2 separate regions of the Homo sapiens genome follow, and region 1 is linked to region 2. Evidence: read pairs that join two places in POLR2A ChIA-PET (ENCODE). Cell type or tissue: GM12878. All regions are shown on one strand.

What was found. ChIA-PET counts read pairs that join two places held together with the same protein. Peaks named below come from ENCODE experiments on the same cell type or tissue, not always from the same donor. Only the 100,000 strongest peaks of a DNase experiment are listed, where the experiment ranks them.
Region 1: POLR2A ChIA-PET joins it to region 2 with 5 read pairs; 1 of 35 experiments calls an interaction of 5 or more read pairs at or near these places.

What each region holds. Positions count from the first base shown.
Region 1 is chr6:35,010,196-35,014,195 of GRCh38, reverse strand. The region is part of intron 10 of ANKS1A (ankyrin repeat and sterile alpha motif domain containing 1A); the gene reads right to left. Among named protein-coding and RNA genes, the nearest start is that of ANKS1A, 120 kb to the right of the region's middle. In GM12878, no CTCF peak of the experiment used is centred here; a DNase peak (open chromatin) is centred at 2,368.
Region 2 is chr6:35,325,375-35,329,374 of GRCh38, reverse strand. No RefSeq gene overlaps it. Among named protein-coding and RNA genes, the nearest start is that of PPARD, 15 kb to the left of the region's middle. RefSeq lists a silencer at 1,617-1,676. In GM12878, a CTCF peak has its summit at 1,727 (motif pointing right); a DNase peak (open chromatin) is centred at 1,737.

The DNA of each region.
Region 1 (4,000 bases), 320 kb after region 2:
ATGAGTTTTTTTTGGCAGATCAATGGGTGGGAAAAGAATTACTCAATGGTTTCTTCCTTCTGCAAAGTAAGGATAATATAAGGTCTCTTAGGGACAAGGTGCTAACAATAGAATATACTGATCAAGAAGCAGTTTTTAAGCAAATCACTTCTTTGTGCAATTCTGGGATCTTAATTGGGGGATTGTTGCGGTAATTAAATTATACGTGTAATGCATTAAGAACCGTGTCTAGCACATGCCACGCTCTCAATAGATGTTGAAATTGTTATTATCCTCCACACAGGGTCCGTTACAACACACTTTGCTCACAGATGAGACCAACTACTTCTCCGTTCCTCACAGGTCTGTCACAAGGATCATCAAAGATAAGGTACATGAAAGTACTCTGTAAGATATAAAGCACTTCACAAGCATTCATTACCTTCACCATCCTTATAACTCTGAACAGCAGAAGGAAGGGACAGAAGGTAATATGGTGAGAGGGCTGAAGTGAGAAACTCTGAGACAGGCCCCAGAACTGTCACTGTAACCACTCATCCCATGGACAAATGTATGAAGTGTCTGTCCTCAGGAGGCACCCAGGTGGATATGAGGATAAAGAGGCCGGGTGTGGTGGCTCACGCCTGTAATCCCAACGCTTTGGGAGCCTGTGGTGGGAGGATTGCTTGAGCTCAGGAGTTCAAGATCAGCTTGGGCAACATGGCGAGACCTCATCTCTATAAACAATTTAAAAATTAGCTGGGTGTGGTGGTGCACACCTGCTGTCCCAGCTACTTGGGAGGTTGAGATGGGAGGATAATTTGAGTCCAGGAATTCAAGGCTGCAGTGAGCTGTGATCATGCCACTGCACTCCAGCCTGGGAGACACAGCGAGACCTTGTCTCACCAAAAAATAAAAAATAAAAAAAATAAAGACACCAAGTCTGCCTCAATAGATGCTTTAAGACAGGCATAAATCATATGCTTGGCAGACAAAAAGGAAAGCCTGATTACTTCGAACCAGAAGGCTTCTCAGAAGAGGTAGCTTTCGAGCTGAGCACTGAAGGAGAAATAAGACCTTGTCAGGCTTACAGAGAAGTAAAAATACATTAGAAAAGGCAGAGAAGGGCCAGGTGTGGCAGTACATGCCTGTAATCCCAGCACTTTGGGAGGCTGAGAGAGGAGGATCACTTGAGCTCAGGAGTTAGAGACCACCCTGGGCAACAAACCTCACGCCCAGGGACTAGTGAAGTTGCAGAAGAGACCCTTAGGCCTTTCTCCTACACTACTTCCCATGTTCCCCGAGCTCTGCCCTCCCCACAGTCTGCCCTTCTAGGAGAGAAACAAGGAGATAGTGGCACACAGGGAGGGAGGCCTGTTTCTTATGCTACCCATACATCGAGGCCAGCTGTTCTACTCAATATGGCACACCAGCATGCTAATTCCCAATCCCATCAACTTGTGATCCTCATTCATTTTCCTTATACCCTGTGAGCTACTGAAGCAAGGGGTCTTCTGTGCTGCATTTTAATTACTACGATGAGCTATGGGATCTCAAGGGCTTTTGAATAATAACACTTCAACATTTACACATTTTCATTCACCTCTGCCCACTTAAATTAAGGCTAAAGAATGCAGCTCATGTGAGGAGTTGCTAATTCAAATCTCCCCTCAGGCCCAGAGAAGAAGGCTGGGGGACCCAGTGTCTCATATTGTTTTGTGTTCTCCGTATCATTAGGATTGGAATCCTCCAGCTGCCTAGTCACTATAGTGAGCATCAAAAACCATGGGTGTGCAGGAGAACTCCCAAGTACATGGCTGCTTTCAGAGGGTCACCAGGCTCTTCCTGGAAGGAAGGTCCTGACCAAGTTATTCAGACACTTGCTGAAGACTGCAATTTGATAAGACAAATAGACTGAGAGTTCATTTTGGTCCACGGCAACCTGAGAAATAGAATAAGAGCTAGACAGGGATTCAAGAAGCCCATGTTTTAGTTCCAGCCCCGTGACTTTTCCTCTCTAGGTCTCTTTCAAAAAATGAATGCCTGGGATGCATTCTCCAGGGCTTTGGGATTTAGGCTAGTTTGAATCTGTGATTAAAGGACCTCTCTATAGTCCCTACCAGTTCTATGATGTTAAGAACATGAATAGCAGAAAGGCTTTTGATGAAATGGTTTTAGCCTCATGGTTAAAAGTACAGGCTTTGGATTCAGTCACACTAGGGTTTAAGTCTCAGCTCCAATACCTAACCTTTTCTTCCTCAGCTCTGAAACAGGGACAAAAATAGCCCCTACCCTGAAGATCTGTCACAAGATATACAATGACATAATCAACATAAAGGAAATCAGCATGGCAGCTGGCCCGTGGGAAGCATTCAGTAAATGATAGCTGCTATCATTATCACCATTTTTCATTTACAGTCATTTCTGAACTCTTAGCTCATCATGCTAACACTGCACAGAGAGGCTGGTTTCCCTTCTCCTGACTCTGCAAAGGAGACTGATTTATTCTGAGTAGCCCTTTTAAAGAGGCAGAATAAAACTCAAATGCCAGGGAAGGCCAGTATTCTTATAAGTTTGGTTTGGGATTACATGTAATAGCACAGTGGAGAATCTTCAGATTAGGAGCCATCTGTACTCACCTTGGGGCCCATAGGTATAGCCCAGCTTTGGGACTTCGGACTGTTTCACATTGACTTGGTCTTGATTACCTCATTACATCTCCCCCTTCTTCTTGAACTCCTAAAGCGTCTGTTCTCTACCTGTCATTGGACCTCTGACCTCTGGCCCCCAAACTTCCCTAGTTTTCAATATACCAGCTTTGCCTGGATCAGCTTCCAACCAGCCACGATTTCTAACCATGCCTAATTTAATAGCATATTTGCTGTCTTTGCTCCCCTTGATCTTCTGCCAGTTCTTGTAGTGGGTATTCATAGCCATTTGCTTTCTCTTCTCCAGTTGCTGGAATGTTGAGCCCTTTTAAATACTCAAGAAACAACTGACTTGAGTCCTCTACCAATTCACCTAACTCAGCTGGCTTCCAACAGCTACTACTTATTGAGTACTACTCCTTCTGTGCCAGACACTATGCCAAGCATTTTCTTTTTAATATTCACAACAACCATGAGGTAAGAATTAGTATCCCTTCTACATGTAGAAACTGAGGCTTAAAGAAGTTAAATGATTCCCTAAATAATAGTCACCATCCAGTAAGTGCTAGAGCAATAATTCAAATGCCAGCTTGATTACCAGGCTCAGTGAGCTTTTCATTCATCTCTTGAAAACTATGTAAGATCGATTTCCTCATCTCTTCTGCTCTCTTTAAGCCATCATCTTTACCCACAGCACCTGCACTTTTTGGAGGACAATCACACCAATTTCCCGAGAAGACAGATCAAACTTTTTTAATGACTACTCTCAACACCATGTAAAAATTGGGGGGTAATTTCATCACTTCTCTCCTACCTTAGAAATTAGACCCCATTTAGGCTTTACCAATGGCCTTCTAACTGCCTAACCCTTTTTCTAGTTTTCATCCTTCTAGCTCTTTCTAGATCAATGGATACTGTTTGTCCATTGCCCCCAGTACTCACTCTCCCCTTCCTTCCTTGGTTATGGGACTTTTAGACAGGTTCACAGCCACCTAGAATAAAGACAATTATTTCCCACCTCCTTTGTAGCAAGGTGTAAACACATGACCAAGTTCTGGCCAGTGGGTTATAAGTGAAAGTGGCATGTGTAACTTTTGGGAACTATCTTTAAAGTGCCATTCTCCCCTTTCTTCCTTCCCATGCTGATGCCTTGAACTTGGATAGCCATCTTGAACCATGAGATGGCAGAAAGGGACTGGGTCCTTAATGGTCATGAACTGTTGTTGAGCCCAGCACTCTTTACTTCTATCTTGTTCAACCAGAGTTATTGAGGGTTTTCTGTCACATTCAGCCTTAGCTCCTAAGATATTGCATTATCCCAGTTATCTTCCTATGTTTCTTTCCCCTTGTGCCTCTAAACATAAGCTCTACTC
Region 2 (4,000 bases):
TCAACATGGTGAAACCCGTCTCTACTAAAAATACAAAAAAAATTAGCCGGGCGTAGTGGCAGGCGCCTGTAGTCCCAGCTACTCAGGAGGCTCAGGCAGGAGAATCGCGTGATCCCAGGAGGTGGAGGCTGCAGTGAGCCAAGATCGTGCCACTTCACTCCAGCCTGGACAACAGAGCAAGACTCTCTCTCCAAAATAAACAAAAACAAACAAACAAAAAAACTGAAAGGAAACACACAAAAATGTTACCAGTAACTGTCTTTGGATTGTGGTTCTGCAAGTTATTGTTTTTCTATGTTTTTTTTCTGAGCATGCTTTTTTTCCATAATAGAAACATTGTTTATTTTCTTCTTCTTCTTCTTTTTTTTTTTGAGATGGAGTCTAGCTGTGTCGCCCAGACTGGAGTGCAGTGGCGTGATCTAGGCACAATGCAACCTCCACCTCCCAGGTTCAAGCGATTCTCATGCCTCAGCCTCCCGAGTAGCTGGGATTACAGGCACCCTCCACCACACTGGCTAATTTTTGTATTTTTAGTAGAGACAGGTTTCAACATGTTGGCCATGCTTGTCTGGAACTCCTGACCTCAGGTGATTTACTCGCCTTGGCCTCCCAAAGTGCTGGGATTACAGGTGTGAGCCACCTTGCCTGGCTATTTTCTAAGAACAACAAAAATCTTCTTTATATTAAGAAAAAACATATATCCTCTGATGCTCTTACCCAATAATCTTAGTTCTACCCATTGGAGGTAAACTAAGTCAAAATTATTTTCTATGTAAGAGCTTTTCTGATGTTTGACATTTGACTTCATTCCCCTATATATTTTCTTTCCTTCCTTCCTTCCTTCCTCCCTTCCTTCCTTCCTTCCTCTCTCTCTCCCTCCCTCCTTTCTTTCTTCTCCCTCTTTCTCTCTCTCTCTCTCTCTTTCTTTTTTTTTGAGACAGGGTCTTGCTCTGTTGCCTGGGTTGGAGTGCAGTGGAGTGATCTCGGCAATCTCTGCTTCCTGGGCTGAAGCAGCAATCTTCCCACCTCAGCCTCCAGAGTAGCTGGAACTACAGGCATTTTCTTCCAGCCTCCTGTGCAGCTAGGACACAGTCACATGACCAAGGCACACCAATCAGATGTATTGGAAGGTGGAAAGATGAACCAGGAAGCACACATAATTGATTCAGGTGAGTGGCAGCAGCAGTTCCACCCAATTTCCAGAGACAGCCAGGGCAGCAGTTGTAAGAGCAGCATCCAGCATTTGGTAAGATTAGCCAAGGAAGCAGCAGCTTCTGTACCCACAGGTGGCAGCTGGAGTGTGTTCACAAGAACTGTTGTGTGGCTTGATTTGGGTACTGTTTCTGACTACACAGCCTCCAAGACAGCTCACTCGACCTCCCAATTATTTAAGGTACTCCCTTATATTCTACTAATAAATTTCTTTTCTGGAAAGTCAGTTAAGTCAGCTTAAATCAGTCAGTTTCCGTTACTTGAATCACAAACCTAGACTAAAATAGCTTCCTTGAATCTTCATTTTGACTAGATTTGCCCTGGGGGACAGCTCAGAGTGGGAAAAGTTGATTCCTGCCAAGCATCTACAGCCCGTTCCAGACCAGACAGGGATTTCAGCTACCAAAACCTGCTCTGATGCCTGATTATTGTGTACCTGAACAACTTACAGTGCAGAGTGGGAAGGCTGGATTGCCTCTGAATTTGATTCTCCATAGCCATTTCAGCCTCTAGCCAGCAGGTGGGGGCCTCCTCAGTCTTCTGAAATCAGCCTGCCAGGCATCGCCCTCTCCTTCCCCTCTGCTGCAGGAACTAGAGAGGCGACTCAGTAGGCACCCCTTGGGCCAGGTGGACTCCTGGCAATAGTTGCTAACACGCCTCTTGTACTCCAGCCCCACTTCCCCATCCATCCTCACATACAAGCCACAGAAAAAGAGAAGACGTGGGACCACAAATGCTGTGCATTCCATATGGCCCCTAGGGTTTATGTGTATCTGTGAAGGCATCAGAGACAGGACACACTTTTCTTTGTCCAGGGTGATGGAAAGGACACAGGAGTTATTTTCTCACCCTGGAATTAAAAGACTAGAAAATACATTCTCCTTCCACCTAGAAATGTCCCCCAAGGTTGATGGCTTCTCATGCCAGTCCCATCATGGCTCGCATTCAGGTGTCAGAGTGATCTTCCTTTCATTATATCACTATATCATGCCTCCACTGTCGATCCATCCCTATGTCCCACCATAGAATATTTAAAAGCCTGGAATGGACCCCATTTACAAGTGAGGAAACTGAGGCTCAGAGGTTGGCTTGCCACCTCAAATCTAAACTCTGCGTAGCTTCCAAGAATCTCTATAACCAGGTCTCACTCCACCTTTCTACTCGTGGGTTCTCCATAGCAAAATTGCCCTTCCAATCCTGTGAGAATATATAAGAACCATACAGTCCCTTGCATATTTTTTATTTTATTTTATTTATTTATTTTCTTGAGACGGAGTCTCACTCTGTCACCCAGGCTGGAGTGCAGTGGTGCGATCTTGGCTCACTGCAAGCTCTGCCTCCTGGGTTCACCCCATTCTCCTGCCTCAGCCTCCCGAGTAGCTGGGACTATAGGCGCCCACCACCACACCCGGCTAATTTTTTTGTATTTTTAGTAGAGACGGGGTTTCACCGTGTTAGCCAGGATGGTCTCGATCTCCTGACCTTGTGATCCGCCCGCCTCGGCCTCCCAAAGTGCTAGGATTGCAGGCGTGAGCCAACCGCGCCTGGCCGCCCCTTGAATATTTTTTAAGATAGTAATTCCAAGCTTTATCTAAGATGAAGCATTTTTTAGCCAATCAATTTTTTAAATTTTTTTATTTTTTGGAAACAGAGTCTCACTCTGTCACTCAAGCTGGAGTGAAGTGGCACTATCATGGCTCACTACAACCTCTGCCTCCTGGACTCAAGCAATCCTCCCACCTCAGCCTCCGGAGTAATTGGGAATACAGGTGCACACCACCACGCCCAGTCTAATTTTTTTTTTTTTGAGACGGAGTCTCACTCTGTTGCCCAGGCTGGAGTGCAGTGGCGTGATCTCAGCTCACTGCAGCCTCTGCCTCCCGGGTTCAAGCGATTCTCCTGCCTCAGCCTCCTGAGTAGCTGGGACTACAGGCACACGCCACCATGCCTGGCTAATTTTTGTATTTTTAGTAGAGACGGGGTTTCACCATGTTGGCCAGGCTAGTCTCGAACTCCTGACCTTGTGATCCACCCATTTTGGCCTCCCAAAGTGCTGGGATTACAGGTATGAGCCACCGCGCCTGGCCCTACCCAGCCTAATTTTTTTTTTTTTTTTTTTTTTGAGACAGAGTCTTGCTCTGTCACCCAGGCTGGAGTGCAGTGGCGTGATTTCGGCTCACTGCAACCTCTGTCTCCTGGGTTCAAGCAATTCTTCTGCCTCAGCCTCCCGAGTAGCTGGGACTACAGGCACGTGCCACCATGCCCAGCTAATTTTTGTATTTTTAGTAGAGACGGGGTTTCATCCTGTTGGCCAGGCTGGTCTTGAACTCCTGACCTCATGATCCACCCACCTTGGCTTCCCAAAGTGCTGGGATTATAGGCGTGAGGCACCGTGCCCAGCCCTGGGCCTTTTTTTTTTTTTCTTTTTATAGCTATCTTTTTCCTGCAGTAATTTTTTAAATTTTTAAATTCTTGACATTATAGAACTAAACTGAAATTTATTAACATTCCAGTCTTACATTTCTTATTGACAAACAGAAATAACATTCATGGGTCAAAAAACTCCAAGCAAAGCTAAAACCAGGGAAAAGCTTGTAATACTAAATATGGGTTTCAACATTGACAGCTGAACAGAGAATATTATTTTAAAATTCTTAGCAGATGATAAAGATGTAGAAACTGAATACTTACAAATTATTTACAACGTGGAATCAGGCCGGGCGTGGTGGCTCAACACCTGTAATCCTAGCACTTTGGGAGGCTGAGGCGGGCACATCACCTGAGGTCA